4 separate regions of the Mus musculus genome follow, and all the other regions are linked to region 3. A link is a loop called in an ENCODE intact Hi-C map of the cell type or tissue named here. Cell type or tissue: left cerebral cortex. All regions are shown on one strand.

The links. A loop is a pair of places that touch in the nucleus more often than their neighbours do. Peaks named below come from ENCODE experiments on the same cell type or tissue, not always from the same donor. Only the 100,000 strongest peaks of a DNase experiment are listed, where the experiment ranks them.
Region 1: it touches region 3 in a loop (2.7-fold over the local background); 11 of 42 quality-filtered maps call a loop at or near these places.
Region 2: a loop joins it to region 3, with 4 times the contacts of the local background. A loop is called at or near these places in 8 of 42 quality-filtered maps.
Region 4: a loop joins it to region 3, with 2.6 times the contacts of the local background. A loop is called at or near these places in 7 of 42 quality-filtered maps.

The regions. Positions count from the first base shown.
Region 1 is chr15:32,727,138-32,735,137 of GRCm38, forward strand. No RefSeq gene overlaps it. Among named protein-coding and RNA genes, the nearest start is that of Gm41289, 42 kb to the right of the region's middle. In left cerebral cortex, a CTCF peak has its summit at 3,912 (motif pointing left); a DNase peak (open chromatin) is centred at 3,897.
Region 2 is chr15:32,761,891-32,769,890 of GRCm38, forward strand. The region is part of intron 1 of Gm41289 (predicted gene, 41289); the gene reads right to left. Among named protein-coding and RNA genes, the nearest start is that of Gm41289, 7.3 kb to the right of the region's middle. In left cerebral cortex, a CTCF peak has its summit at 4,591 (motif pointing left); a DNase peak (open chromatin) is centred at 4,549.
Region 3 is chr15:31,598,005-31,606,004 of GRCm38, forward strand. It overlaps Cct5 (chaperonin containing Tcp1, subunit 5 (epsilon)), which reads right to left and starts at 3,842. Exons shown (of 11, transcript NM_007637.3): 1 at 3,597-3,842; 2 at 1-56. The coding sequence starts at 3,701. It overlaps Atpsckmt (ATP synthase C subunit lysine N-methyltransferase), which reads left to right and starts at 4,112. Exons shown (of 5, transcript NM_026546.3): 1 at 4,112-4,145; 2 at 7,907-8,000. The coding sequence starts at 4,133. In left cerebral cortex, a CTCF peak has its summit at 4,621; DNase peaks (open chromatin) are centred at 2,840, 3,804, 4,111 and 4,617; H3K4me3 peaks cover 2,824 bases; H3K27ac peaks cover 1,745 bases.
Region 4 is chr15:32,440,812-32,448,811 of GRCm38, forward strand. All of the region lies in intron 3 of Sema5a (sema domain, seven thrombospondin repeats (type 1 and type 1-like), transmembrane domain (TM) and short cytoplasmic domain, (semaphorin) 5A), which reads left to right. Among named protein-coding and RNA genes, the nearest start is that of Sema5a, 200 kb to the left of the region's middle. In left cerebral cortex, no CTCF peak of the experiment used is centred here; no DNase peak of the experiment used is centred here.

The sequences.
Region 1 (8,000 bases), 1.1 Mb after region 3:
AGGAAGTGAATCAGAATAGGCAGAAGGTGAGCCTTCCTCCCAAACCTCCTCTTCCTGGTTCTTTTGCCTTCCAAATAGCAAGTAATGGGTTTCATTCCTGTATTTTCATTAATATGCTCCTATTTGTCCCTCTCTTCCTCTGCCTTCCTCCCACCTAGGTCCCCTACTGCCTTCATGTCACAGGTTTCCATTACCCTCTTGTTCCTCTTCATGTTGTTTTACTTTTTTTAATACATTATTATTTCTATAATTTGACAGATTGACATAACATCCACAAGACAAGAATAAAACTTGATCTGAGTCATAACCTCCTATCCACAAGACAAGAATAAAATTTGATCTGAGTCATAACCTCCTCGGGAAGATTATACGATGCATGGTTTCTAATGTTAGGAACACGATGCTTTAACGGGCAAAAAAAAAATGTTCAAATACTTTTATTATTTTTAACTGATTTTTTACTTGAAAAATCATTACATCCTGACCTTTTAGGCTTCTGAAAAGCTACCAAACCATCTCTTTTGTGTGTGTTTTTGTGTTTTCCCAGCACCAGGCTGGGGTGAGAATGACCCTCTAAAGGGTTGAATTTGTTTACAATCCTATCTGCTGCTTTGTTCTGAACAGGAGAAAGCAGATACTTCTGTGAGGGAAGTTCTGAAACAGGAACATGAGAGATTTGAGAGGGAAATTAGTAACACTCACCCTGGGCTCCTGTGGGCTGTGCCTGGGACATGAATTTAGACTTTATGCGCAAGCATCTGAGAATGAACCTGCTCTGCCCCTTCAATGTTGGAGCAGCACAAGTGGCCTTGCCTGAGTGTAGTTCATCTTCTGGGATATGACAAGGTCTCTCTGCAGCTGCAGACTCCAGGCTCCTTTTAAATGTCATCCAGCACTCACCTGCCCATAGCCCACCTTTCCTTACAGAGCTTCTAAGAATGAGCTGTTTCCCTGCTCCCACTGTGTGTAGTGTTTCTGTAGATGTTATGCAGTGTGCTGGGGTTTCCAGCATTAGCCACAAAGTGAATGTGTGACATATTTAGGGGTCTGATAAAAACAGAGTAGATGGATAAATGAAGGATGTTTAAAACAGCAAAATGGATGCTCAGGAGAGCATTCCCCTCGATCTTCTCCCAGTTGAGGACACAGAAATCCCATCCGATAAATCTGCCCCCTTGAATTTGTGCTTCTAGAAGTCCTGAGAAACATAAATTCTTCTTTATAAATTATCCAGTCTCTATACATGTAGGCCAAATGCCCATACACATAAGATAGACAGACAGACAGACAGACAGACAGACAGATAGATAGATAGATAGATAGACAGATAGATTAAATAAATAAATAAATAAATAAATCAATCAATCAATCAATCAATCAATCAATCACCCAGTCTCTGGTATCCTAAATACATTGTACAGTGGTGCCCCAAGAAACTGGCTCAGAACACAGATTCCAACCCTGGTCCTGCCAGGTACAAGAAGCAGTAGAATCCTGATGGAGATATATCCCCCTGTCTATACATGTTTCATTTTATATATTCACCTGTCTCTACATCTTCGTATCTATACATCCTCCAGTTTATACATCCTCCTGTCTACACACCCCCTGTAGGCGTGTCAGAAAGCAGAGTGGACAGCATTTCCAAGCAGGTATCACCTAATGATTTTCTGGAAAAAAGTTTGAGTTCTATAATTTTAAATATTAACCCACTCAAATTCAAATTTTAAAGTCACATAGGAGCCTAGGGAGAAAGCTGCGTCGGTAAAGTGCTTGCAGCACAAACAAGAGATCGATCGTGCGTTTATACCCAAGAAGAAAAGCAAGAGTTATTGTAAACATAACAAGCCTGTCATCCCAGTACCAGAGAGAATGTTCCTGGTGAACCACAGAGGCTCAGTGACCGAACAGTCTTCTCAAAGCTCAGTGAAAGACCTTGTCTCAAAAGATCTGGCAGAGAACTAATTTATGTAGATAATGTTTGGCCTACACACATAGCCACACATACAGGCCACTGAGTATAAAAGAAAAATATTCTATATGCCTTACAAAGCATTAATAGATTCTAGGCTACCACAGTCTAATACCTTGCCATTTTTGTTTAAACTGTATTACATCAGTGTCTGGAGACTGGAATTTTCCTTTGCACTCAGAAGTACCTCTGCTGAAGTCCAGGGAGGTGCAGCAGGGGCTCAAAAGCGCCTAATGACCATGGGCTCTGCTCATTCTTTTCTATCCCCAAGTGTAATGAAACGAGAGACTGATTTTCCTTGGCACCATCTGAACAGGAATTTGTTTTTGTTTGGAACAAATACTTATGTGGGTGAAATTAAAAATTGCCATCTTGGATCAGGGTGTAGCCCAGTGGCAGAACACACAAAGAATCTTGGATTCTACTTCTAGCACCACACACAAAGGAACATAAATCTCATCATGTTAAATAAGACATGTAATGTTGTAAATGAAAGAAAATAAATACCTTCAAGAAGGGTTTGGATTAATAGCGTTACAATGTAATAGTTTACATTATTTTGAATTTGGATGAGGTAGATAAAATAATCCCACCACCGTTTGATATTATATTATATACCAGCAGATTTCCAACACTCTCAGATAACTTACATTCTATCAAAACCAGAAACTAACATTGCAAATAGAATTAAGGTTATTAAACATGTGACTCTTAGATAAGACTGTTCTGAAATATCCAGAGACCACTTATCCACTTATCACTAAATATCCACTTATCACTAAAGTTGATAAGTGGAGACACAGGGACCAGAGTCAAAGTGCTGTGTTGTGAGACAGATCTCACCATCTGGGAAGGCTCTTGAAGAAGCAAGGAGCCACAAAGCACAGCATCTGAACAGTCACTCCAAAGTGGAGAAGGCAGGCAAAGGGATTCTTTCCCCAAAACTTCAAAATTGGCTAAACCCATATCGGCAGGTGTTTTTTAGGCTCATGGGGTACTTTTTAGGTTCTTGGTTTTTAGATATGTGATGATGAATTATTGTGGTTTAAGATACCAAGGGTTTGGTAATCTGTAACAGATAACAGAAGTAAAATAACAATAGCCTGCCTCCTATCTTGATCTTGGCTATTTGAAGTTTCTGATCTTGTTGAACTGTCAGAGTCCTTGTTTTCCCATTTCTTCTTGGTCTTAGATCCCTTCTCACAACAGTGAAAAGTTGATAATCCCCACCAGCACAGAATGGCACAACTCTGATAATGGATGTCTATGATGTGCCTTTCATGGAGCTGTCTTTGTCCTGGTTGTGCCAGTTAGGTTTTTGGCAACTTATCACAAGCTAGGGTCACTGGGGAAGAGTAAACCTCAAGTGAGAAAATGCCTCCATCAGACTGACATGTAGTAGGCAAATCTGCAAGGGCATTTTCTTGATTAATGAGTAATGTCAAAGGAACCAACCAGCTTTGGGTATCCTCATCTCTGAGAGGAAGTTCTGGCATGTATATGAAAGCAGGCTAAGCAAGCTATATAAACCAAGTCAGTAAGAAGCATTCTTCCAAGATCTGATTTGGTTACTGCCCAAGTTACTTTTGGTCATGATGTTTATTATAGCAATAGAAAGAAAACTTGGACATTGGCAGACAGTATAATTTCTGAGTGCCCAGTCGCCAGGATCCCCTTCACAGGAAACTTGTTTGTACTACAGATGTCCTTGTCCTTAGCCTCCTTCCCTGAGAGCTCTAATCAGATAAAAGTTATATTCATTTGCATCAACAACAGTGTGTTAGTTACAAGCCTTGGGTAGATGAGGGTAACACGCATCTCAGGACCAACAGAAAATGGAAAGCTAACCAGGGAAATGCTCAGCCCGATAGAAGAGAACAAGGAAGGAAGTGTGAGATATGTTGGATTACCAAAGCAGACCTCTGCAGACAGTGCCATCTGCTGGCTTTACAGTAGTCAGTCGCATGCTCCTTGGGAGCCACCTTGTGAATGAGGCATTGTCAGTGTGGCATGTCTGCAGAGTAAAAGGGCCAGTCAAGTCATTAGCTCTAGCTGATCTGTAGGCATGTGTGGGACCAGTGTGTGGCTCTATATGGCATTATTCTTTTTCAACTCCCTGGGGTAAACTGAGAGGACAGGAAAATGGAGAACAAAGTCCACACTGACTAACTCTGCCTTCAGCTAATTGAAGTTCACCTTTTGCTCAAGAAATTACACCAAGCCAACACTAGCCTATAGGAATCCATCATGCTTCCCGTGTAAGTGGTAATAACTACTGCCTCCTAGTTTGTAAGAGAAGGTAAGACCCTGTGTGCAAGCAACATCAACTTGACAGTTCTAAGCATAATATGCTTTGTTCTGTTCTCTTTGTTGACAAACAGATAACTCCCTTCATTTTCAAGTTTGTATCTTTGGTAAATGAAATATTTTTTGGCACGTACCGTGTTCCAGAGCATAATTGGTCATAAATATTAACTCCACTGAGCTGTTTCAATCTTTATACCACAGTGACTAAAGCAGATTCCATTCTTATTCTTCCTTTTGAAAAAAAGTTGTGAAGACTCTGAATTTTGACAGTTAGTAAGCAGTGGTATAAGCACTCTACATCCTTGTGAACCTATTCCATACAGTTCCCGTTACTGACTGTGATGCTCACAAGTGTGCACATGTGTTTACAATGTTCCTGCAGTATCTAGCACGTGATGGATTTTTATTATCACCCAACAGCAACTGAGAGTTCATGGTCACCACTTGGTCAAGCTGACTCAGCCTTGGTTACTTGTGAGGCGAGAAAGCAAATAGCTAAGGATAGTCTCCCTTCTTCCAGCATCATGTCTATCTTGTGTGCAGAGTGCCAAATGTGGACAGTTCCAGTGGGCTCTGCTCTTTACTAACTGACTTTTTTGAAGGAGATATACAAGTTATTTCAATTAGTACAGTAGTGAAGAGGACTCTGCAGACACAGTAGGGTGAGAGATGCAGAGGGAGTCCAGATGTGATGTTCTCTGCAACATGCATAGATGGAGAGTGGCTTGAGACTCCACATAGCCAGGAAAACTGTTAGGACCAAAACTGAGGCAAATGGACTTGTTTTACAAATTGTTGAATGAATGTAGTGTTGGCTTTTGCAAATAACAAATCTTATTTTGATTTAGGGGGACTGGCTAAAAGTAGATTTCAAGGCCAAGTAGACATCTCCATACTTGAGAATGAGCCAGATCTCTATGGCCAGTTCAGAGGAAAAACTGGGATATGGTTGGATTCTTCATCATGAACTAATTTCTCTACGGGGTCTCATTTTTTAATGGAGAACAAATTACAGATGCACACAACAGGGAGATCTTTGCATTCATAAACATAGCAAGATTCTATACCCTGAAAATCTATATATATTTTACAAACGCAAAACAAGAATGAGATTGTCACCTGAAACAAACACAATGCCAGGGGCATATCTGCAAGAATATGTTTATTCTCCACTTAATAAAAAAGCCTTTCACAACATGAACACAAAACATTTTGTTGATGCTAGCACATAAGATATGTATTCAGTCAATATGCTCTTCTGGTACGTGCTGTGGATGGTCACTATCTATTGGGTGTTGAAAAGACACAGGGTATGAGACAGTGCCTCTGTTCCTGATGCAATCACACCAGGCAAATACAGGACATAACACATGAGGTAATTTCTGTGAAGTGCTAGGGAGGCAGTTGATCACTGGAAGTTAGCAGCCCCAGTGAGAAGGTAATATCGTTGCTGCTTTTTGTAGACTCCCTTTGAAAAATGTTCTGAAGCCAGTATGTATGCCCCATCTGCTCCTTGGGCTTAGGGATCCTTCCTGCCCCACGGTGCCATGCTTTACCAGCCAACCTTTATAAACTGCCTCCTTTAGCTCTATTGAGTCTAAGCTTGGGAGAGCTTGGGTAATAAGAGGAAAGGAGCATTTCAGTATTTATTCCTTGGCTCCCCTACCTAATGTGCATGGGTTGACCATGGCTGTGCTCTGACTCTGAAGGATACTGCTATTTTAGAATGCACCTTGTACTTGTCTGGTTGGAGTCTCATTACTTGGCATATGCCTATGGTTGGAAAAACACATGCTGCATATACCACACACACACACACACACACACACACACACACACACACACACACACCCTGAGGGACAGTGTGGGTGTTGGGTAGATGGAGAGGAAGGTAGATTCTAAATTGAAAAACAAAGATGGCATAAGAGGTTTATTGTGGTGGAGGTGTGGTTTATAGGCGTGTGGGATGCAAGGGAATGCCATGTGGAGGCCAAAGAAGGATGCCAGGCATCTTCCTCTGTCTCTGGCCAGTTTATTTTTAAGAGAGTGTCTCTCACTGAACCTTAAGCTCATTGCTTGCTGGACAGCAAGTTCTAAGGATATGCTTTTCTCAGATCTGGAGGAACGGGTTTTATTTATTTATTTATTTATTTATTTATTTATTTATTTATTTTTGTGGGTGCTAGGACTTTAACTTGGGTACTTTTGATTGTCTACCAAGCACTCCAGCACCAGTTGAAACAGTTCTTCACATCCTTGAATTGAGCTTCTAATAAAAAAGCGCTGTTGTATAGCCCAGGTATATTAACTACAACAGGTATGAAAATAAGGTAAAGTGGATTTATTCATAAAGAAAGCAATTTAAGAGGGGAAATACACACAAACTTAAGAAAAAATTAAAAGATCTATTCCCCCAAAACTCCCTTGTTCTTTCCTCTTTCTTCAGCACCTTCTGTTTTCTCCATTCCAGAGTAACAATGGCTCTCAAGTTTAGCATGAGAATGAATCTTGAGGGAGGAAGAATAAAGGGTCTCACAGGAGCATGGGAACAGATTGCCTGACTGACAATTCAGTGAGCCAAATCGAGTGTATTGTTTCAAACTCAGTGTAAAATATAAAACCTTAAAATTTAAGACCTCTGTAAATCTGTTAAACATTTTAAGAACTGAGTTTTACCCATAAGATTTTCACATAAGGGGGAGTGACCACACTCACATGGAATAATGACTTGTAGTGAACAGGATGGATTCATGTTTGTGATGCAGTGTGAACAGGGAGGTCTCGTCCCCTTCATAGATGTTTGAGCTGCAGGAGAGGACAAGGATAGAGTTGAATCTCACTGGTAAGTCAGAAGATATTAAGATGCCACCATCTGTCTTTCTCCTCCTGGAACCCTGAGGAAGATGGCTTTCTCTCTTCTGAAGTAGGATAACATGTCAACCACTCTTTTAGAATTTATCCTGTCTCTTCTTGAATTTTTATTAACATGCAAATAAATGATGAAATCCTGGAGGACATAATTCCTAACCAAGATGAAGGATTTTGCCCATGGGAAATCCTGGTAGCAGCTACTGGATAGGAAAGAAAAATAACTGCAGAAATCTCAGAGGCATTTAATTGTCAACTCCAGCAGCAGCATGGTAATAACAGCTCATGCATATCCTTGTTGTATTAATGAGACAAAATTTTCCAGGGTGTGAAAAGGTGTTCTTATTTTATTTATCAAAATCCACAGCTAAGCCCTGGAGACCTGCTTAGTCAGAATATCGGCTTCTGTTGAAGAATTTTCCTGTCTTTTTTCTTTGCCCTCTTTTTCTCTTATCTATCCATATCTATCATTTTTCTGTCTGTTTGTCTATCACCTGACTGTCTGTCTATCTATCCTTGTTTCCATATGTATATGAGTATCACATAATTACATATTATATTCAAAGAAATAAACATACGCATATATGTGGATATTAACCTCAAACTAACATCATGTAACAACTTACCATGAACTTGGTTGAGACTTCAGGACACAGAAATGTTGATACTACTCTTTAGTTTTGAAAGAAGATGGGTTTTGAATGTGAGCAACAGATGTGCAGATAAAGAGAATATCAGGCAAAGAGAGTGTGAGACAGGGCTGGTGAGATGGCTCAGTGGGTAAGAGCACCCGACTGCTCTTCCAAAGGTCCGAAGTTCAAATCCCAGCAACCACATGGTGGCTCACAACCAC
Region 2 (8,000 bases), 1.2 Mb after region 3:
GAGTGTTGACATGTAAAAAATTACATAATAGGCTCCATACAGCTATGATGGTCAACAGAAGAGAATATATATTCTGCCTGGGAATGAGGTGTCTTGATTTTAGTAACATAGCATTGTTTATTTTACCATTCATTCACTCATTTGTCATTTCTGTAAAGTATTTAATTGACAAAGATCAAATATATTTTGATTATATAATGTGGTGATTGATAGAAATATTGATTACATAATGATTACCCAATCAAATTACTTAACCCACCCATAACACCTGTATTGTGCATTAGAGCCCCAGAATTTATTTATTATCTAATTCCATATCACCACTCTTTACCTAACAATACCACAATGATACTGACCTTGTACTATTAAAAAAAGCTATCTTTGGATAAACTAGAAATCATAATATTGACGAGAGCTTGGAGAAAAGACAACTCAAACATGACATGGGTAGTTGTACAGTGATAGAGCCACTGCAGAAAAGTTTAGTTTTCTAAAACAAACAAAATCAAAGAACAATCCTATTTATAGACACATCCAGTGGAACTAATTGTGTATTAAAGAAACAATTGGCATGCTCATATTGTTTGTGATAATCATTATAGTCAAGAAGTAGAAACCCAAGGACTCACTGATGGTGGAAAAAATTAAGAATGTGTGGTGTCTGTACTCAGGTATTGCAGGACTTTTGGGGTCCCACTTGAAGTTTAATATAATGAAGACATAGAGACATCTATATAGTTTAAAGCCGTTAGCCTGTTTGTTGGGGCAGTCTCTCAGCTAGCCTCCTAACTTAATTTGTCTTCTCTGCCGTTCCATGTGGCTCTCACTGCTCTACCTTGTACTGCCTGCTTCTTTCATCTTCTCCTTGGTGTGCCTGGTTGTTTTAGCCCAGTCTCACTGCCTGCTCTTTATTTTACAGAAAGCCCAGTTCCTTATCCATCCAGTCAGAATCAATCAGCATTAGAACAGCACCTGGTCCATCCCTCTTTGTTGCTTTTTGGCATTGAGGGCTACTTAATCTTCACCACGGCTGCTTGCTTTTGAACATGATAATCTCAGAGAATCCTCTTTTTGGGCAGGCGAGGGAGTGACAAATACTTACATATATATAGAAAGCAGGCAACAAAGCACAGAAAGGACAATACCAAAGATCCAGCCAGCAAAGCATTTAACAACTGAAAATACAGAGCCATACCTACATAGCCATTTGATACAATATATGTGGGTATAGGTCATCCCAACATCTCCCCTTTTTAGTCTAAGAAATGGCTTTATCTCTTAACATCAGTACACTATATACAATAAGGACAATTATGAGAACTATCTGGGTAAGAATTATATTCATAATGGCCAGTCTATTTGTATTTGGCAACTTTGGAGAAAGTACTCCACCATCTCTCCTATCTTGTGTGTTCAAAGTTCTGTACAGGGTTTGGGTCAGATTAGCAAGGGAAAGAAATCTGAAGCATATATCCCTTAAATAATTTTCTTATCACCACTTAAGCATTCCATCCTCTAACCTTCACAACTTTCATTTACCAACCTTAAAATACCTTCTTATAACTTAAGAGTTCACATTCTCCAACTTTCTTAACTTGCATTTTCCAGCTTTAAAGCATCTTCCTACACCCTAAAATACATTCTTAAATTCTTCACAATTTAAGTTTTTATGTCTTCCAACCTTTGAATGCTTCACACCACTTTTTTGAGTTTCTCTTTTCTGAATCTGGTAACAAGGAAAATTGTAAGGCAGACATGTAGCTCTAGGAGAATGAAACCTGTGGTCTGAATGTTACCTATGAAGATAAGTAAAGTGGTTGTGACTGATAAACTGATAAAACTACAACTAGTCTTCAACCCCATTGGAGACTCGAGAAGGATAAATTTCATCTGAGTAAGCAGGAAGTGCTGACCAAGCAGTTGCTGAGCCTATAAAAATGGCAGAGACTTACTAACAACCTTGACTCTCACCCAGTGTTTCTCTGTGGTTGGTGGGGCATGCATCTTCAGCCACCTGGCCCAGAAGATTTGACAGACTTTCCTGTGAATCTAAATCTATACATCTTCTAAAGAAAGAAAGAAAGAAAGAAAGAGAGAGAGAGAGAGAGAGAGAGAGAGAGAGAGAGAAAGAAAGAAAGAAAGAAAGAAAGAAAAGCCATATGTGTGACAATGTGTAGATGAGTGTGTAAGAGGTAACATTAAGTAAAACAAGTCAGGTAGAGAAAGGACGCGGACTTGGACTGTGTGGAACAAAGTAGTGTTAGCAGTCAGGCACCTCTGTGGACAGCCCAAAAGGGACTCCCACGACAATACTGACAATCAGGCATCTTCCTAACCAGCCCCTAAAGGAGTTGGCAATGGCAATTCCCATTGTTGCCCTGTTGTCTCCTGCGCATGAGCCATGGCCCTAGTAAATAGGTGAGACGCCCCACCCCTACTCCCCAGCCTCTGTACCTCTTCCTTTACTTCCCTCCTGAGGTCCGTTGAACGGTGTGACTTTGTCTGAACCGTCACTTAGTTCCATCAAGTGAAAGGACATGAGTATAGGATTGGTAACAGACAGGAAGCAGGCCTACCAAGATTCCAGCCTTCTACACAGTTGTAGAAGATAAGGCTGGAATAGGGACAGGGCCCGACTGCTAAACGGTCTCAAGTGTGTCTCCGAGGGTTCTGAACACGCATGTGTTTGACATCCAGTGCTGCCAGAGAGAAAGCGTCATGTTTGCTAATTTGCCATCTCAGTGGCATCAGGAGCACTTGTGAAACTACACCTTTCTCTGTGTGTTCTTGTCAGGGCACTGCATCATGACCCAAACATTACACACAAGAAAACTGGCAAGTGTCACTTCTTATCGGAGTCTTGATGCGGTACGCAGCAGAGCTAGGACGTATATAGGCTCTATGTTTTGATTTCCTATCCACGGCTTTCAAGTGCCCCAGAACCCATAACTCTGGTCTGTGTGGGTCCTCCAGGACAGACTGAGCCAACTCCAGTTTACATTGTACAAGTCTACTCCTAGCCATGTTAAAATAGCTCCTTGTAAGAATACTGTTGGCTGTTAATTTACTTAAATTTAGCTAAGTGTTTCCACTAGTGAAAATTACTCTTATTATATGAGTGGGGCTTACATATTTATTTACCTATGTTTTGGGGTTTATTAAAACAGAATATTATACCAGATTACTAATTTTTTGATTCAGAATTACTTTATATTCTAAAAATATTTAATTTTTCAGAAATTATTTTGTTTAAAAATTTGCATTCTGTAATACATGCAGTATTATAAATGCCACTCACATAAAAGGACCGTATTTGCCAATATGACCTCCAGTTTGGTAAGAAAGGTTTCTTAATTGTTGGGAAGTGATAAATCACCTTTTAAGAAGCAAGCAGGGGAGAGAGGACTCACACTCAGGGGTATGGTCCATCTTAGTGAGAAAGGCACGGGAGAAGGAACAGAAGGCAGCTGGCCATGGTGCACCAACAGCTAGGGAGCAGAGAGAGATGGACGCTGCTATCCAGCTAGCTTGCTGGTTTTGTGTTATGAATGAACTCTACCCTAGAATAGTTCCAGACATATTTAGGGTGGGTCTTTCTATCCTTAATTTGCTTGATCTAGAAACCCCCTCAAGACGCGCTTAGCGACATGTATTTTCAGTGACTCCAGATTGAAAATCAGTATTAACTATGACACCTAAATTTTATTGTATTTTTTCATTCAAACTCCCAGGCTTCAACATAGAAACATAGGAAACAAAACTTTTAAGCTATTTCTCTCTGTGCTATTGCCTCACTGGTTCATTTAGATATTTGCCCAACATGTGCATTTGAATAGCGTAGTTTGACATCTTTCAAACATAAAGAATGCTCACTGGAAATCTCAGCTGATAGAGTGTGCAACTTAGATAATTGCACAAGTGAGTCAGTTTCCATAAGCATCACATCTCTAGTTTTAAGATAAAATATCTTTAAATGGATAGGCACGAAGAGGTGAACTCACAGGAGTTTGGGTTTTCTTCATGGGTGTGTGTAAGCCATGCCTTTGTGTTTCTCTTGCTTGATGTAAGTTGTCCAGGACACAATGCTGCAGGCACAGGTGTCTACCAATGTGAAGGCAGCTGCATTGTTTATGAAAACAATTGTTCTGGGATGGGCTACAAGATTCAAAATACTAATTTGAACATTTCCCCATCACTTCACTTTGTTCTAGAAGAAAATATTTCCCAACACTGGACACTGTAAGCCCAACAGCAAGTGAGAGGTTCTTCACCACTTGGGGTTTATTGTGTGCAAGACTGAAAGTCTCTGAACACACCTAGAAGGACTTCCTAGAATCATGTTAGTTCAGGTAGGAAGACACACCTGAAATGTGAGAGGCACAATTGTGTGGGATCCAATTATACCTCTAAGTAAAATACAACTCAGCTCATGAACTACAAAGATAATAATGGTCTGTTTGGTGTCTACTGTTTTGGAAACCTGTTTTCCACTGCAGCCGCTGTGGGTCTGACTTATAAGAGAAAGTGCTCAGATCTCTACACTGTTCCCTATTAGTGTTTAAAATGAGTGAACCATGCTTGCCCCCTAGTGGAAAGTCTATGTTATTGCACAATGCGGAGCACAAATAAATGATTCAGCCCTTTGTGTACTGCCCTAAGGGTTGGGGTGAATTCATTCATTTGATTCTCCTCAGTAATAAAATCTAGGCGGATTCTAGCCTGACCACGTGTGAACAGTGAGGTCCTGGATTGCACAAAAAGAGAGAGCTAGCTGAGCAGGAGTCATTCATTCATTCATTCATTCATTCATATTCTCTCCTCTCTCTCCTCTCTCTCCTCTCTTCCCTCTTTCCCCTCTCCCCCCTCTCCCCCCGACCCCTCTCTCCCCCGTCTCCCCTCTCTCCCCTCTCTCCCCCTCTCCCCTCTCTCCCCCTCCCCCCCCTCTCCCCCCTCTCCCCCCTCTCTTCTCTCCTTCCCCCCCTCTCGCTGATGTAAGATTGTAGAAATGGCATGTATTAGTTAGGCAAAGGCCTATAATATTAGCTTCCAGGAAGGTAAGGCAAGACAATGGGAATTTGAGACCAGCGTAGGCTACTTATTGAGACCATGGAGAGAGAAAAGAAAAGCAGGGCACATAGTTTTGACATTTGATCTCTCTGTCTATTGTTGAGTTCAGAGCACTTCCTTTATCTCACCAGAAATATTTAAGAGACTAATATACATGTAGCCTGCACATAAGAATTTATATATGTACAAACCTGCCCTAAACTTCATGAGGTAATGCTAATACTCATTTTTCATATGAAGCCAAAAAGGGATTAGGGAGCTTATGTAACCAAGCTCCATCTTCCCTCCTTTACATCCTGCTTATTGGGTCAGGACTCACCTCTATACCCTGAGCTGTATTTCTTCTGCTGCCCCTCTGACCAGTGTATGATGCTGTGGAGGGCAACAGTAACTTTCTGAATTAGCCTTTCTGTTCATTCAGTCTTTCAGACTGCACAAAATGCTTTTTTATCCAGGTCTAAGTACATCACATACTCTTAGGGAACGTTAGCTGTTGTTACTACAAAATACTGACTCACACTGTACCAATCTATGGAACTGGGCAAATGATGAAACAGAGAATGTGCTTAAGTTCCATTACACACAAGATAGAAGAAAGACATTTGCCGCTCAGTGAATTACATTTGCTCTAGTAAGTGCTGTGACATGACAATACACCTAGGATGATATCACAGAATTCCTGGAGAAGGGGTGTAACATAGAGATTTCAGACAAGGCAACCAACCTGGCCTCTTACAAGTATGAGAGAGAAGTCATTCTCCCCGAGAGACCTCAATTTTCAGAACCACAGTAACACATGAGTTGAAGTGGGAAGGGCTCCACAGGACAGAAGTTTCTGGGTTGATCAGTGTTGGCATTGTATATGAGCCGCAGGGAGTCTCTGGAGCTGGTGCTTTATATTTCTGCATCACAGAGCAGCTTCAGGGTCTGTTTACTTGGATTTCAAGGGATGTATATACTAACTGGTATTTCATCATGTACAAGTTTCAGAGTTGGTTTCACCATTAATTTTTTTTTACTTTTTAGTTTGTTTCTCAAATCTTTTGCTATTATGAACAATACATTGAGGTAGGTAGAGTGGAAATATGTATGGACTTGACTATTGGAGAGGCTGGGGTTTGAATTCTTCTCTGCCTGGAAAGTTTTCAACCCCTCCAAAGCTAAGTTTCATTATCTGTAACTCAAAGGTAGTCTTTTTGCTATAGCTGACTTCATATGTTGGGTAGGTTTTAAGTCATTGAAAGGGATTCAAGATCATGTTCTCTTTTTTTATTATTATTCTTTAATTTTGTCTTTTCTCATTCTTGCTGTATGGTGAAAGATTTTTGTTCTCCAGTTGTGTCTCCACTGTGTTTAGCTACTACATGCCCCAATACAATAGGACCAATGGACCTCAGACAAGTCTTTGTAGATTGATTATTACAAGTATCTATTGTAACAATGAAAAGCTAACAATATTTGTCTGTTATTATGCATTTATAACATGTCTGGCTCTGTGAAATGTGCACACTTAGACTCAGTCATCTTTATATGTACTTTAGTGATAAAATTATATTACTGTCATTCTCATGTGTCACGAAAGGAAGAACAATAGGAAGAGCTTGTACTACAAGTCAGGAAGGCATGTAGCCAGGACAAGAAGGCACTGGCGTCTTTCTGGTCAGTGCCAGCCCTGGGCCACCTTGGGCACAAACTCGGCAGATGGTCCCATAATCCCCAGAGAACTCTCCATGCAACATGAGCTCTGGCATGCCGAGGATCTTAGGGTCACTGAGGAGAGTCAGCCTCCAGAGACGGCTCTGACCCCGGGACTCAAGTGAGAGCACCATCTTATATCTCGGGTCTCTCAGAGACGAGTCATCCCAGGAGAGCACTCAGGCCACAGAAACAACAGAACTTCTTGGACAGGGTCCCATCGGGCCTTCAACTTCAGCTAGGAGGCAGATCTGAGCTAGAGACCTCTGTGCACCTTCCCTGCAAGAGGAGAGCTTGCCTGCAGAGAGTGCTCTGACCACTGGAACTCAGGAGAGAATTGGACTCCAAGGAGTGCTGACAGAGGCTAACATAATCACAGGAGGTACAATCCCTAGCCAGAGACAGCTAGAACATCTAACACCAGAGATTACTGGATCGTGAAAGGCAAATGTAATAATCTTACTAACAAAAATCAAGACCACTGGGCATCATCAGAACCCAATACTCCCACCACAAAGAGTCCTGGATACCCCAACACACCTGAAAAGCAAGATTTGGAATTAAAATCATATCTAGTGATGCTGGTAGAGGATTTTAAGAAGGGCATTAATAACTCATTTAAAGAAATACACGAGAGCACTGCTAAACATGTAGAAGTCCTTAAAGAGGAAGCATAAAACTCCCTCAAAGAATTACAGGAAAACATTGCTAAACAGGTAGAAGTCCTTAAAGAGGAAACACAAAAATCCCTTAAAGTATTACAGGGAAACACAACCAAACAGGTAATGGAATTGAACAAAACCATCCAAGATCTAAAAATGGAAGTAGAAACAATAAAGAAAACCCAAACAGAGACAACTCAGGAGATAGAAATTCTAGGAAAGAAGTCAGGAACCATAAATGTGAGCATCAACAACAGAGTATAAGAGATGGAAGACAGAATCTCAGGTGCAGAAGATTCCATAGAAAACATGGACACAACAATCAAAGAAAATGCAAAATGCAAAAAGATACTAACTCAAAACATCCAGGAAATCCAGGACACAATGAGAAGACCAAACCTACAGATAATAGAAATAGATGAGAATGAAGGTTTTCAATTTAAAGGGCCAGTAAATATCTTCAACAAAATTATAGAAGAAAACTTCCCTAACGTAAAGAAAGAGATGCCCATGAACATAAAAGAAGCCTACAGAACTCCAAAATAGACTGGACCAGAAAAGAAATTCTTCTCGACA
Region 3 (8,000 bases):
GGTCCCAGTGACGTCCGCATTGTGTTTGCTACAGCTTTGGCAGCCATGATGTGAGACTAAATGGAACAGAAAAGCAAAGACCCAGTTACATGTCATCCCAACAGTCAAATGCACTTACGTTTGTATTTGCAGGGGAAAAAAAAAGATTTAGGATGTAACTCCTAAAATCTAGAAATGTCTACATCAACAGAGAGGGCTGACTAGAGCAGTAACATTCACAACTACAAGCTTCAGTGTCAAGTGAATTTCGTCTCTTACAGGAAGGAGGTATGCTGCCACCATTTTGAACTCTGAAAACACAAAATCCAACCATAAACACTTAACACCTTCAGTTTACCAAGGTTTACTGTAGAGAAATATCGTACCACATCAACCCACATGGAAGTCACCCTTGTTGACGTTCTTAGCAAACATTATTTTCAAAAGGAAAGTTTTGAAAGATGGTTAAGAATCTAGTAACAGTAACCCTATCAGGCATGGAACCCGGAGACTGCTCTCTTTTTAAAAGTGTTCTTGTCAGAAATCCTAGTAACAATGACAGACCAAAACTAGCTGTGAAGCTACCAGAGTAAGGGCTGGAACTACAGCTCACTGATAGAGTGATTGCCTAGTATGCACAGGAGACCGGTCAATGGTCAAGAACATTTGTGGTTCTGGAAGATACAGGTTCAGTTTCCAGCACCCACACGAAGCTTTCAAAATTGGCCTATACTCCAGTTCCAGAGGATCTAATGCCCTCTTTTGGCCTCCAACGGCACCACAATGCACACACGCACACGAAATCTAAGAAACCCCTTCCAAACAAAAAAGAACACACACACATCTCATTATTATGCAAACATGACTTCATGTTTAGTATATAGCAAAGGTTTATATATGACAAATGTTGTTTGGAAGTAATGTTCTTTATGATTTATTCTCAGTAAAGGTTTGATATGTTTACCTATTTTTATTTCCACCTAGACCTCGTGTCATATAAAAATCATAGGAGGAAAGTGTGACCACCCATCAGCATTATGGTCATGTGATCCTCCCATGGCAAGCATATGGTCTCAACACTTTTACCACTGTCTTTAGCTTTTTTGTCATTTTGGCTCCCTCACTCCCAGAAGCTCTATGAGATTGGGGCCCTGAAACAGAAGAACCTCGATATTCAGAGGGGCTGATCCAGAGCACGTGACACTTAACAAGACTCATGCTACTTACTATCCCAGTAGGCCTGCAACCTCAGCCCCACTTTGGGAATGTAACTCCCAGCTCCACAGCACACTGCTCAGGCTCATTAGCTTTCATGATATTCCTGTGAACCTTCCCACAGACTTACTACTAAGACAGTAAAGGTCGGTCCAGGCCTGACAGGACCCTCCCTGCTCCTATACATGCCTGGCTCATTTCCTTCAACGCATGCTCTTCTGCCATCACCATCTAACTCAGGTCAAAACCATCCTGAAGAATTCCAAAACCACATGCTCTCCATTTCTTGGTCGCTATGCTAATTTCCTCATTTTCTAGTGACTCTAATGATTCTAAAGGTTCAAAGCCACTCTAGGGTCTTAATACCAAATCAACAGCCTTTTCTTCAGAGCACTCCAGGCTTTCCCTGGGTCACCATGTTCTCTGATGGTTTCTCCAACTCATCTTCTGAACCCCAAGATGCAGATAGATAAACTTCTGCAAGCACAGAAATACTGGGCATTTTCAGAGCTGTGCAAGTACACGTTCATTAACTTCTCTTGTCACCAAGACAGGTGACAAAGCAAGTACATTTGGTCTTTGCAAACTCTGGTGCTCTTAAAATGTAACCTGAAAGTATGTATTGGTAACATAGTTTCTCAAGAGACATCACAGGGAAATGTCTCTTGGGGTGCCCAAAGATACTGGACACCAGGACTTATTTTTGGTTGGCTAAACTGGTATGTACTAGCAGAGGCCAAAGAACCAGCCCAACACTATACACAAGACAGGCCTCCAACCACAGATGCTCTGGTCTAACGCCAAGGGGAACCTCACGGCTCTGGACCTAGCTTTGACTCAGGTGGAAGTGGAATAAGTCATGACCCTTCTCTACTCGGCAATTTCTCTATGACTCTGTCCCTAAAGAATCTAATTCTGTAAGCAGGACCCATCCTGAGTGAGGACCACATGCAATAGTCCATCTGGTTAACACAAACGGCTGGCACAACAGGACTGTTAACATGAGTTATACTGGTCAATTTTCTGTCTGTTGGAATTTTGTTATTGGCACGTCCCCAGAAACAGGAAAAAAAAAGGGGGTTGAAGTTGTCTTAGTCAGGGTTTCTATACCTGCACAAAACATCATGACAAAGACACAAATTGGGGAGGAAAGAATTTATTCAGAATACACTTTCCACATTGCTGTTAATCACCAAAGGAAGTCAGGACTGGAACTCAAGCAAGTCAGGAAGCAGGAGCTGATGCAGAGGCCATGGAGGGATGTTACTTATTGGCTTGCTTCCCCTGGCTTGCTCAGCCTGCTCTCTTATAGAATCAAGACTACCAGCCCAGAGATGGCACCACCCACAAGGGGTCTTTCCCCCTTGATCACTAATTGAGAAAATGCCCCACAGCTGGATTTCGTGGAGGTACTTCCCCAACTGAAGCTCCTTTCTCTGTGATAATTCCATCCTGTGTCAAGTTGACAGAAAACCAGCCAGTACACAAGTCGACACAAAACTAGCCAGTACACAAGTCAACACACAACGCGCACAAGCTGAAGGCAAAGAGAACCAAGCATCTACCAGGCCTCAGTTGCTATGTCCACTTCTGCAGCCACTCCAAAACACCTGTCAGAAATTCGGTTTGATAGAGAACTCACCGAGGGATTTCCCTAACACCAGGTCAACCAGGGCACCTCAAACCTGGAGGCACGACTGGCACAATACAACCTAAAATGGGGCTCCCTCCTTCCTCTGAGCTTTTTGTGGCAACACCAGTGACTGTCACTCCTTTCTCCTCTGGGGGCCTAGCACCGGCTCTTGGGTAGCCTTTCTTATTCCTCTCCTTCTGTGAGACATGCCTTCCGACTCAACACTTCGGCTCTGCCTTCCCTCAGGGTAACTTCTTTGTTTCCCTTTAGGAAACTATCCTCAATTGCGGCCAACTGTGCTCCACTGAAACTCTCTCCTTCCACTCCAAAAGTCACCACCATGCGTTTTCTGGCCCAAGGGACTTTACGGTCCCTTTCCTACAAGCAGCCATTCGGTCTGTCCTGTGCACGTTTCTCACTAGTTTTCTCCCTTTCGGGACAGCCCCGCTTCTAAGGGACAAGCGACTTACAGATGTTACAGATGCACCGGCGCAGGCCTGCTCGCCCGCCCGGTGAGCTGGGGATGCGACCCCACCCAGCTCTGAAGCGGCGGATCGCTCTCCCTACCCCACCGTGGGACGAAGGCCTCTACGCCCTCTCCCGCAGCCAGAGCGGGGATGTGACCCTAGAGCCCAAAGGGGCTCCCCGGCACCGGAGATTCTCGAGCTTTCGGGCCAGCACATGGCCGAGCTGCTCTCTCGCCAGCGCAGGCGCACAAGCGCTCCGGCCCACTCCCTTCATCCCGCGGCTTCGCGTTCCGGGCCGTTACCTTGAGGGCCTCAAGCCCCATGAGACGGGACTTGCGATCTTGGTCCTTGATAATGAGAAAGGGGCGCCCATACTCATCGAAGGCGAGGGTCCCCACGGACGCCATGGTGGACGAACTAGAACGAGCGCTCCTCCAGTAACCAGCGGGGACCACTCGGGAAGAGAGACACACCGCACCTCCCTCTCGCGAGAGGACGCAGAATCCCGCGCATGCGCAGTGCAGACCCCGCGACTTACTTTTCAACAGTGACTTTTTTTACGCCGCAGAGTAGCTTCTGGAATCGGCCGCTGTTGGGAACGTCCGTTTTCCACGAACCGAGGGGGGGGGTGTTCGAAACTTAGAAGGCGACGTCTAGCACACAAATGCTAATACTAGACATAATGTAGTCACTGATTCAAGGATTTAAGTTTTCAAAGTTTTTGAATCCAGAGTTGCAGCGGGGAGCTTATTTCCTTAAGATATTTTTCTTTTCTTTGATTGCCGCCCGGGCTCTAAGACGTTGGTAGATTCCACTTCCGGTCTCCCCGGAACGCGCGATGGAGCGAGTAGGTGAGGTTTGACCGGCCTGGCGGCGGGCGATATAGTTGTCTGTGGCGCGGGCGCTTGTGGGGATCGGGCGCGCGTGGCTGCGGTGCTCTCCGTCCCGCGCCGGTCGTGGCTACCACAGTGCTTGCTGGGGGCTGCTGTCCGCACCTCCGTGCACAAGACTCACTGCTCAGCCCGATCCTAGGTCGGCTGGAATCCACCCTGCGGTGGACGAGCTGCTGCTTGGAAGCTATTGAGCCTGTAGCTTTGTTTTCTTGTCTGCAAAGATAATAATAATAATAATAATAATAACAATAATAACAGCAATAACAACAACAATAATGACAAAATAATAGCAACAAAAACAATAATAATAATAATAATGATAATGCCTACTTCACAAGGTTGCTGGACGTGCCTGGTCGTCAGCACATAGTATTTGTCCTTAACTTCCCAGGTTACACAGATCCTGGGCCTTCCCCGCGCGTGTACTGTAGGTGGAGACAAAGTAGCACCGGCTGGTGCTCAGAGTCTCTTGTTCTCAGCGTTTTGCTGTTAGAAAGATACCCCGTAAGGGTAACTGCACGGTACGTCTGCCAGAAATCACGATTCATTTTATAAGCTCGGATTTATTTGTGACGAGTTTCCAGTCTCTCCACTCGTACCCCACAGAACAGAAACTGTCCCTGCCGTATTGTCTGTTTTTATTAGGTACTCAAAATTAGAGTGCATATAACCTGTATGACAGTAGGCTAGCTTTCAGGTCTGTGCTGTTACATGACACAGATTGACATTATGTCAGGACAAGGTTTTTAAAGTTAACACAAACAAGGTTTCATTGTGACATTTTCATTCATATATATATATGTAATTGTACCTTGCCATTGACCTATAAGCTGTCCTCATTATCCTCTCTCCTCCTGGTCTTCCCTCTCAACACAGCACACACACTTGTATACAACAAGATTCTGCATCTGAGCGAAAACATGATGGTTCTGAGTCATTAGTTTACAGTTGAATAAAGCTCTGTGTGTATGTACACCACACTGTATCCATTCCACTGTTGGTGGACATCAAGCTAGGTTCAAGAAAGACTTCAAGGATGGCACGGCAAGTAAAGGCGCTTGTTGCCAAGCCTGACCGCTTGTGCTAGGTCTCGGTCCCACGTGGTGCAGGAGCGAGCAGATTCCCACGTGGGTCACAGACCGCCTTCCAGTCAGGCGGCTGCTCCGCTCCCACTCTTCTTGCTTGCACGGGCCCAGTGGTTCGATGCTTTTGCCCTCAGTTCAGATTCCTAGTTTCCTTTCCCCTGTATTCCTTCAGATGCTCATACATAGGCTGACACGTCTTTGCCTCAGTTGGTTTCTACAACTCAAAGGCCAGCTGGGAGACCCTGGAGACCGGGGCGTCATTATTGTCTACCTTCTGGCTTTGTGCATGTGTCTACAGGTGAGGCAGACCTTGGGCCATCTGATTTGTGTTTAACTGTCGTAGCCCAAATTGATACAGTATGATCTGTCTATGACAGAAAGAATTCTTTCTTTTTTTAAAAAAGGGATTTATTTATTATTATACATAAGTACACTGTAGCTGACTTTGGATGCACCAGAAGAGGGTGTCAGATCTGATTACTGGTGGTTGTGAGCCACCATGTGGTTGCTGGAATTTGAACTCGGGATCTTTGGAAGAGCAGTCAGTGCTCTTACCGGCTGAGCCATCTCGCCAGCCCCCCAGAAAAAATTCTTATTTAAATAATAATACTTAGGTTCATCTGTAAGGTACTGGTTAGGAGCAACATGGATGAATCCAGAGGATATCATTTTAAGTGTAGTAAGATGGTGAGAGACCACATACTGTATGTGTGTGCATATTTATGTGTATATTTGCATGGTCCTGTGTGTGTGCAGGAGTTCCATATGTGTACTCATGTAGGCCACAGTTTGATGTAGGTATTTCTGTTGTAGTCCACTTAATTTTTTTGGGATGGTCACTCACCGACCTTGCCTGTTTTTGCGAGGCTGGCTTGACAGCCAGCTTCTGGGATTTGTCATCACCTTCCAGTGCTGTGGTTGCGCCTGTCTTTTCCATGGGTGCTGGGAATCTGAACAGCAAGCACTCTGCCCACTGAGCTCTCCCTGGCCTTTGCAAGCTAGTTGATATAAGTCACCTTTGAAGACAATTAGTGTAAGTCCGAAGTTGAGGAAGTAGAGACTAAACGTAGTGGTACTTAGGGTGGGTGGCAGAGGGTGGATGGGGAGAAGACAGCTGAAGGATAGAGGAGTTCTTGGGCAGTAAAAATCTTCTATAATTGACTGATGAGGCTCACACACACTTATACTAAAACCCGTTGAACTGTACACATTAAATGGACAAATTGTATTTGTATTAATTCTGTCCTAGTAAAGCCTAAAAACACTGGGTTTCCAAGCTGACGCTTTCTTTGATCAGACTATTAAAATGTGGAGTTTTATGATTAAAACTTGCAATAATGGATACTAAGATAACACATTAATTACGAGAGTCCTAGACACACTAAGTCAGTACATTGGAAAGATTTTAATCTTTCTTTAGTATTGAAGAACTTTCCCAAATCACTTTAATTTTGCCAGTGGGATTTAGAAGTCATTGTAGAATTTTATACAGCATTCAGTGAACTTGTCCTTTAGAAGGGATTAGTGGGGCTGGAGAGGTTGCTCAGGGGTTAAGAATACTTGCTGCTCTTACAGAGGACTCAAGGTTGGTTCCCATTAACAATGTCAGGCAGCCACAGTCACCTGAGACTCCAACTCCAGAGAATCTGATACCCTGTTCTGGCCTCTGTGGGGACACACACACACACACAAAACACACTCTCACACACCCTCCACACTCTCATACATACACTTGAACACTCTCACACACTCACACACTCTCTCACACACACACACGTGCGTGCATGCACACACATGTACACACACTAACACTCATACACACACTCGAACACATACACACACACATACACTCTCTCTCTCTCTCTCTCTCTCTCTCTCTCACACACACACACACACACTCTCACACACCCTCCACACTCTCATACACACACTTGAATACTCTCACACACTCACACACTCTCTCACACACACACACACGTGCGTGCATGCACACACATGTACACACACTAACACTCATACACACACTCGAACACATACACACACACATACACTCTCTCTCTCTCTCTCTCACACACACACACACACACACACACTCTCACACACCCTCCACACTCTCATACACACACTTGAATACTCTCACACACTCACACACTCTCTCACACACGTACACACACTAACACTCATACACACACTGGAACACACACACACATACACACACTCTCTCTCTCTCTCACACACACACACACACACACACACACACACTCTCACACACCCTCCACACTCTCATACACACACTTGAACACTCACACACTTGAACACTCGCTCACACATGCACACACACGTGCGTGCACGCACACACACGTACACACACACTAACACTCATACACACACTCGAACACACACACACACACAGACACACAGACACACACACACACACACTCTCTCTCTCATACACACACACACACACTCTCTCTCTCTCTCTCTCACACACACACACACACACACACACACACACACACACACACACACGCAGCACGAGTCAGTGTGAGAAGGGCTGCTGAGAAGATGCAGCCTTGGCTTTCTAGTGTGTGCTCCAAGTGTTTCTGCTTTCCCCCAATGATGGCTCAAATCTAGGAACGCCTGAGGAAGAAAGACAGGCGGGCCCTGTTCTTCCTACGAGTCTGGAATCCGACAGTTCAAAGAGGACCAGTTGGGGATTCTTGATTAC
Region 4 (8,000 bases), 840 kb after region 3:
TTGCTCATACAGCAGGCACTTCCTGACTAATGTCTGTCTAGTCATCCGCATGCACTCAGATAGACAATGAGACAGCCAGTGTTCCCTCATTCCTTAAAGATTTCATTTTATTTACCTGTGAGTGTGTGGCAAAGAGATTTTGGATGTGAGTGCCATGTTTGCTGGGGAAATTAGAGGCATTGGCTCCCCTGAAGCCAGAGCTGCAGGCAGTTGTAACTAATCAGCTTGGGATCTGGATAGCAAACTTAGGTTCTCTGCCAGAGAACTATATACTCTTTTCTAACCACTAAGCCATCCCTACAACTTGCTCTTTAAATGCAGCTGAATTGGGTGCCTGTTTGTGGCACTTGTTAGTCATATTATTTATTGGGTAAGCTTGACTTGGCAGTTCCTTTTTTCTTTATGAAAAATGACAAAATGTCTGAACAGCTAAATGGAATCCTATGTTCCAGACAAGGTTTAGACTCTTTATGTGTATTGGGAAGTATCTGTCTCTCTGCCTCTCTTTCTATCTCTTGTTCAGATAAATGTGTACAGTCTATCTATGGCAACTGCCATTCTAGGAGGTATCTGAACAAAAGATTATGGAACGCTGCATAAAGGGAAGAGAGGGTGAAGGAATCTCTCCGTGTTCTCTGGCCTTGAAGTACTTGATGTAATTGGACAAAGGAATCCACTGGGTGTTAATGAGAAGGATTGGGTTTAAGAAGCCATGTGAGTAGAGTTTGGGGAAGTTTCAGCATAAGAATGCTGTGGTAGCATTACAAGGGTAGGGAGCCAGAGAGAGGGCCATGGCACTAAGGAAGTTATTTTTGGTTTCATGCAGGTGCCCAGTGTGTGATGAGAAATAAGGATGGCCTAAGCCAACATCATGGCAGTACAGAGGAGAGGTGTATGTTAAAGGCTTCTAACAAGAGTACTGTGCTTGCATGTTAGTAGAGTGTCACTGAAATACGTTCAGGACCATCTATGTCTTCAGGACAGTGTCACTGAAAGTCCTGGAAAGAGCAGTGCTCATCTTCCCTGACCAAATAATGCATTAGAAATTTGACTTTAGAAATAGGGAGACGACTGACAGTTACCGGGTGCTTGCATAGCTAGCAACTCTTCAACTCTTCATCTTCACTGATTTCCACTTTGAGAGAACTTCTCCTGGCATTCACACTAGTCCTGGTTGCTCCCACTGACTGGCACAGATTCAGTGGAGGCCTGCCTGTTTCTGCTGAATAGTGCTGCCACTGCTAATTCATGTTTGGTATCCTGACACTACTGTACTGGACTCCTGGTATCCTGACAAACAGAGATTAGAGTCACCCCCAAGGAACTACTTCTAAACAGGTCCGCATCCTCTTGTTGTATTTACCATCTTTTTATCCCTACCTTTAGATGGTGGGCTAGAACTGGGGAGGGGAGTCAAAGTGTTTGAGATCCCTTAATAAAGTAGGTTGAAAAAGCTAAGCCTACAAAAGACCCTTAGTTGAGGAATTGCCTCCATCAGCTGGGACTATCTGTGGGCAGGTCTGTGAGACATTTCTTTGATTGATTAATGGATGAAGGCCCAACCTACTGTGCGTAGTGCTATACCTAGGCAGGTGGTCCTGGGTATGTACAAAGTAAATTGAGAGCTCTAGAGAGAGCAAGCCAGTAAGCAGCCTTCCTCTGTAGTTTTTACCTCTGTCTCTAGCTTGAGTTCCTGCCCTGACTTCCCTCAGTGATGGGCACTGTTCAGGACATGTAAGCTAAATAAACTCTTTCCTACCCCCACACCCCAAAATAAGAGAGACTAGAATTTTTTTCTGTTATCCATCAGTACCATACCATGTAACACCTGGTCAAATAACATTAGCGGTGTATGTGAGCTTGAAAGACAGTGTTCTCTTCAAAGCAGTTCAGGTTGCATTCCTCTCTGACTGTCCCCTGGGTATCTGCATGCTCACATCACCACAGGAAGTCTCTCTCCTGGAGCCTTTCACCTCTGTGTGCTTGGTTAAGGGCTACTTCTCTCCAACAGCTCTCCCCAACTTCTTTTCATGACCTGATCCCCTTGGTGGGAGCAGCATTTGAAGAGAAAGCTAATCATTGTCCAGCAAGGGTAACGCAACATTGTCAGGACCCCGTGACCCCAAACATCTTTACTGTAGTCATGTTTATGCTTTAAAAAGAACAAAAATAGAAATGTTTATAACTGCTAAGAGAAGAAATAACAAACGCAGGCTGGAGTCATCAGCTTGGTTGGTTTGTTTGTGAAGACAGTTTTGGCTAATTATAGTCATCGCACAAGGGCTGTATTATTATACTGACCATATGTAATTAACCAGACCTTCCTCCCTCTCTGTATGAAAATAGAATGCACAGCAGTTTTGCCCATGTCACGGTCCTAAGCAAGTTCCCTTTTAGCCTTCAGTAGACACAGTGCAGAATTCATCTTTACTTGAGGAGTTCTCAAATCTCTGTATGGCATTAAATTTAATAGGGCTAGTATATCAAAAATAGAATTATAATTATGGAAAGTCAGTTAAAAGGGAGGGTGAATGGTAAAATGAAATGAGATTTTTAATGGCTTGCCAAGAGTTATAATTAATGAGATGGGGATTTGGCCATGCATGTGACCTTCAGGTAAAGAAGCAGACAGAATCGTCTGTGAGTGGGTTCAGGAGGAGAGTGCTTTTGCAAAAGTAAGGGATTCTCTCCACCTTGCTAACTCGGCCTTCCCGTCCTCCAGGAAAGGAGGCAGCTTTGAGGCCCTGTCAAGTGCACTAGAGAGTCATCGGAACAGCAGAACAGTGAAATCCTGGAGCCCATGGAATAAAGGCGTTCTGTTGTCACTCAGTACCTCTGCTTGATGGGCCACTTGGAATTGTGCTCAGAACACGAAGCTGCCTTTCATGACAATCTTAATTAGTGGGTCTGACCTGCTTCAGACCCTGAAGGGTCTGTCTTGTACTTCAATTTTCTTTGAACACTAGTTGCAAACAAAGGAAGAAAAAAAAATAATAATACAATGCAAGCAGGCTCGCATGCCCAATCCATCCCATGGCTCAGCTTCTTTACACAACACATGGGCTCCGGAGGCTATGAAGAATTGTTTTTCTCTGATTAAACACAAGTCCCTTTGAACTCCATGGGGGTTCGTTTCCACTTATACTTTCTTGTAACTCATTATGGAGTTATCTTCTTACTCTTTTTTCCTTCTTCTCTGGGTTTGATTTGGAAGCTAAAGTGTCAACAAGTCAGCCTGCCTCACCTGCTGTCTTTTTTTTTTTTTTTAATTGAAAAAAAAAATCTATCAAATTTCATACCCTAAGGGCCAGGGAGGCAGAAATCAATGTCTCTGTTTGCAATCCCCATTCTTTTTGTTTGTTTGTTTGTTTATGTACTAAAATTGGTTGGCTAGAAGACAGAAGCAAATGAGAACAAATGGCTAGCAATGGGTGTATAACTGACGTTAGTGATGCGTCTAAGTACCATGCCCAGAACTTTCCTTCCCTGGTAGCCCAGGGGCAAGAAATAGAGTTGGCAAGGTAGTTGAGGACTTGTCTGGGAATGGGATTCTGGAGAAAGTTAGGATGAGGGAGCATCTTAGAATCTTTACAGGGGCTGGAGAGAGATGGCTCAGTGGGTAAGAGCATTGACGGCTCTTCCAAATGTCCTGAGTTCAAATCCCAGCAACCACATGGTGGCTCACAACCATCTGTAATGAGATCAGATGCCCTCTTCTGGTGTGTCTGAAGATAGCCACAGTGTACTTACATATAATAATAAATAAATCTTTAAAAAGAAAAAGAACCTTTATGTCTAGAAACAGAATTCAATTTGGAAGCATGCAAATGTACATATGGAGAAAAATGGCATACTGGTCTGTGGGTGGGATCAAACAATTAGATTACTTCTCAGATCAATATCATGGCGATTACTCATTCTAAAGTTCTTCTGTGAACTATAGAAGTTGTGGGTAATTACAGAGGATAAATTGAGCCTTGTCATGAAGTATACGAAGTATGCGGTGTTTGTTTATTCGTTTTTGTTTTTATTCATTTGTTTTTTTTTGTTCAGTGATACATATGTCAATTTTTCTAACTCACTAACCCTGTTCTCCTTCTGACCTGCCCCTATGGGTACCCTATGTGCCACCTTAGTAAAGACTGTCTGTGTCTTGGCATCTATCAAATCTTTTCTTTCTGTTCATCTACTCCAGAGTTGCAGAAGCAATGAACATCCACAAGTCATATACCCACTGGGACTTCTAGAAGGCTGTTCTGCTCCATTCAGTCCTGTGAGAAAGAGTGTTTGGATTGTTCCCCAGTCTGCTCTTTGTTTTTACCACCCTATCTCAGAAGACGAACTGTAGATGGAACAGCTATATTGCAAAGCATGGGTACCACCCAAAGATCCCTAATCATTTAATACAGCATGCCCCGAAACTTGCTCCCTTCCCTCACATCTTTCCCAGACTCCCTGCTGCCCTGTCTCCTGCATTCTGCCTTCTGGGATTATACCCTATAGGTCAGCCATCATAACTTTTAACAGTTCATGCAGTTCAGGTCTTCCTTCCCCTCATATATACACGTTGCCTTCTCAGGGCCTTGCAACAGGAAATGAAGACAAATACACACTGCTGATTACTACAGATCTTAATTATTTAGAACCCAGATAAACCCACTCAACAACAGTATAATTGAGTATTAGCAGTCATGACCATATTACTGGTGAGTCAAGATAATGACTAACTTTTTAGGAGTGAGTTTGTGTCTTTGTCAGAGACAGAAAACTGGGTCTTTTGCTTTGACTTGCAAGAGAGCACATGCCTTGCCTCCCTCTCAGTGCTTCTCTCCCTGCCCCTCCCCCATTCAATTACCCATGGATCCACTCACCAAGGAGCACCTTCTGGGATCCTCTATCATAGACCTCCATGCAACTATTTGTTTCTATCCTTATTTTGTCTCAAATGCACCTGTGGAAGGTGTCCCCTCTGTGTACTCTGATTTACATTCATCCACATCACACTATGACCCCACCTCCTTCTCTGTAACCATCATGGCATTTACTGTCTTTCATTGATCTGCCTCTCTCCTTGGGTGTCTCAGGCTGTGAGGGCAGCAGTAGTCTCTGTTTATTTTCCTGTGCTGTCTCTAGTTTCTAGAGTGATGTCAAGTATTGACTGTATAAAAGGTTGAACTGATGTCTAGCCATGGTGTCTGGTGGGGCCTGGTCTACTGAGCAAACGTTAGTGGGATGGGGCAGTGACCATGATAAATACAGTTACAAAGAAGCTCTGAGCTGTGAAGCCCCTGAAGTCCTCTGGGATGGGTCAAGACATAAGTATGTGAGCGTGTCAAGAACTAAACAGGAGCTTTGGAATGAGACTGTGACATAGAATTCACAGCACCCTAAGGAGCTCGGCCATGCCATAAATAAGGCTTCTAGTTTGTCTTTCTGATGGCTGTGTGCTCTGCTGAGACAGAGGAGTGGTTGTTATACAGCCAGGCTTATGGATCGTGTCAGGTTGGTACCTGGAAATGAAAACAAGCACAGATTCGCCAAAATAAACCTAAAGAGTAGGGCAGAAGCACAATTTCATTTCCTCTCCACATCTCTTTGTGGACCTCTTTGTGGTACTCAATGATTTGAGGGAGTGGGGCAGGCAGAGAGCTCTCTTGGGGATGCTAAGCTAGGGCAGAAGTCCACCTCTACTGGAAATAAGTCTTCTGAAGCTGTAAATATCAGCTTTACGTTTCATGTTCAGAAAGATTTTCTTTTTAAAGCATCTGGGGTGTTTAGCTTGAGGCTGCTGCTACCAAGCAAGCTGGGAACAAGGCATGCCTCTTTTGGGACTATAGATAACAGTAACCAGTAGGCTGTGCTAGGAGCCCCAGACAGCTTGGTCTCTTCTCTCAGACGAAATGGAACAATGCAATTAGCTGAGGTTTCAAATGATTTTGTATGTCACTGCTGAGAATGAGCAGTGACTTTTTTTTGTTGGTTTTATGAAATGATTCTGGGTAATGATAGGGTAATGATTCTGTCCATGGCTCTCGTTTCTGATAGAAGAGAGGAAAAATTCTATAAATCTGTTGGCATAAGGCATTCTGCAGTCCCCACTGCCAGTGGTTGCCATATGGTATGTGATAACGTAGATAGGGCTGGCGATCCAGGCTCTTTCTAAATTAATCTGTAGTGATTACTTATAATTTCATTGGGACACAATTATGTCCATAGACTGTCATGGCTATGTTTATAATACATTAGAAGAAGACTTTAACATGCAAAGCCTAAAACATTTTCTATTTTATCTTGTCTCAAAAAAGCCCAAACATCCCAAACATACAGACCTATATATCATGCAAGATCATTGTGTGTATGTGTACAAAATATTATACTGTTATTTATAGTCCCATAATATCCATGTCTTGTTCCCAGCTTTCTTAATAGCAATATCCCCAAGCTAAACATCCCAGATGCTTTAAAATTTTTTGAACACACATACACACACACACACACACACACACACACACACACGCGTGTGTGTGTGTGTGTGTGTATTACAGAGATATTACAGATAAGAATAATTGATATGTCTTTTTAGCAAGAGACATAAACAAACAAACAAACACTGGACATGTCTATTCAAATGTCTTAGTAATGGATACAAATAAGAGCTTGCTGAAACTCACACAACTAGGTATCACCACAGATGTAGAAAGTGTCCAGATCACCAGATACCTAAACATTATCACATAGCATCTGGCAGTGATTGACAGTCACAATAGTAGAGTGCTTCATCCCATCACTTTTATGGTGGTCTTTTGGGGGTAGGATGGGAGAACAGTGAAAAGTAGCCGTGAGAGCCACTGAACAGCAGACCATGGTGCTGCCTGTATTCTGAGAACAAAGAAAGCCAGCGTAAGCAGAGAGTACAGCTTGACAGCTGGGGATTGGCTGCATTTGAGTAAGTCCATATGTTGGGGGGGGGGGTTCATGGGGCCAACCGAGTCCAGGAATGTGATTTCTTCTCTCTGTGTGGCTTTCATAATGAATTGGGGCACACATGGCAATGGATGTAACTGTGCTCATTTTCAACTCCCTTGAAAGATTTATCTGTTCCAGACTGCAGTCTAGCTTTCTTTCCTGAATATTAGCGGTGCTTACTCAGTAGAATAATGGGTATTAGAATGAAGTATGAGTTAATTATTGTATACTGTTGGTGATTTACCTTTTTTTATGCAAGTGTCTGAAGAAAAAATAAGTATCGAATCTGTCTTATTCCATTCCTAAAAGGGGGAGTTCTATAACTCGTATGAAGGGACATAACAATGAATGTTACTAAGTATGTGATGGATGGCATTGCCCTGTTTTGCAGTCATAAACCTGTCACCTCCTAGAAAGAAGGTGGTTGCCTTGGGTCTCAAGAGACAGGAGGTCTCATAAATCTATGGACTAGCCCCTAAAGGTTTATATGTTTAATTTTATTTATTTTTCTCTATTTTTTTAAATATTCGGCATAAAAGGTTTCACTGTGACCTCTTTATACACACATAACATTGGTCTTCACTTGTACTCATCCCTTACTCCAACTCCTTCTTTTTAAGACCTTATAAAGATTTTAAAAATTATATGTATATGCGTGTGTTTGGGGAGAGTATCTGCACACAAGTGTATGTGCCTATAGAAACCAGAAGAGGGTGTTGGATCTTTTGGAGATAGGGTTGCATGTGGTTGTGAAACTCCTGATGTGTTTTGTGATACCAAGCTCAGATTCTCTGCTAGAGTAGTATGCGTGCTTAATCTCTGAGTTATGTCTCTTACTGTTTCTATGTCTGTCTGTTTATGTATACATGTATATGAGTATGCATATATCTATGCAGATATAGATACATGTTTACATCTATCATCTTTCTATCTACAATGTATCTATCTGTCATCTATCAATCTATTATCTCTTATTTGCCTATTATCTATATCTATCATCTATTCTATCACATATCTATCAATGTATTATCTAT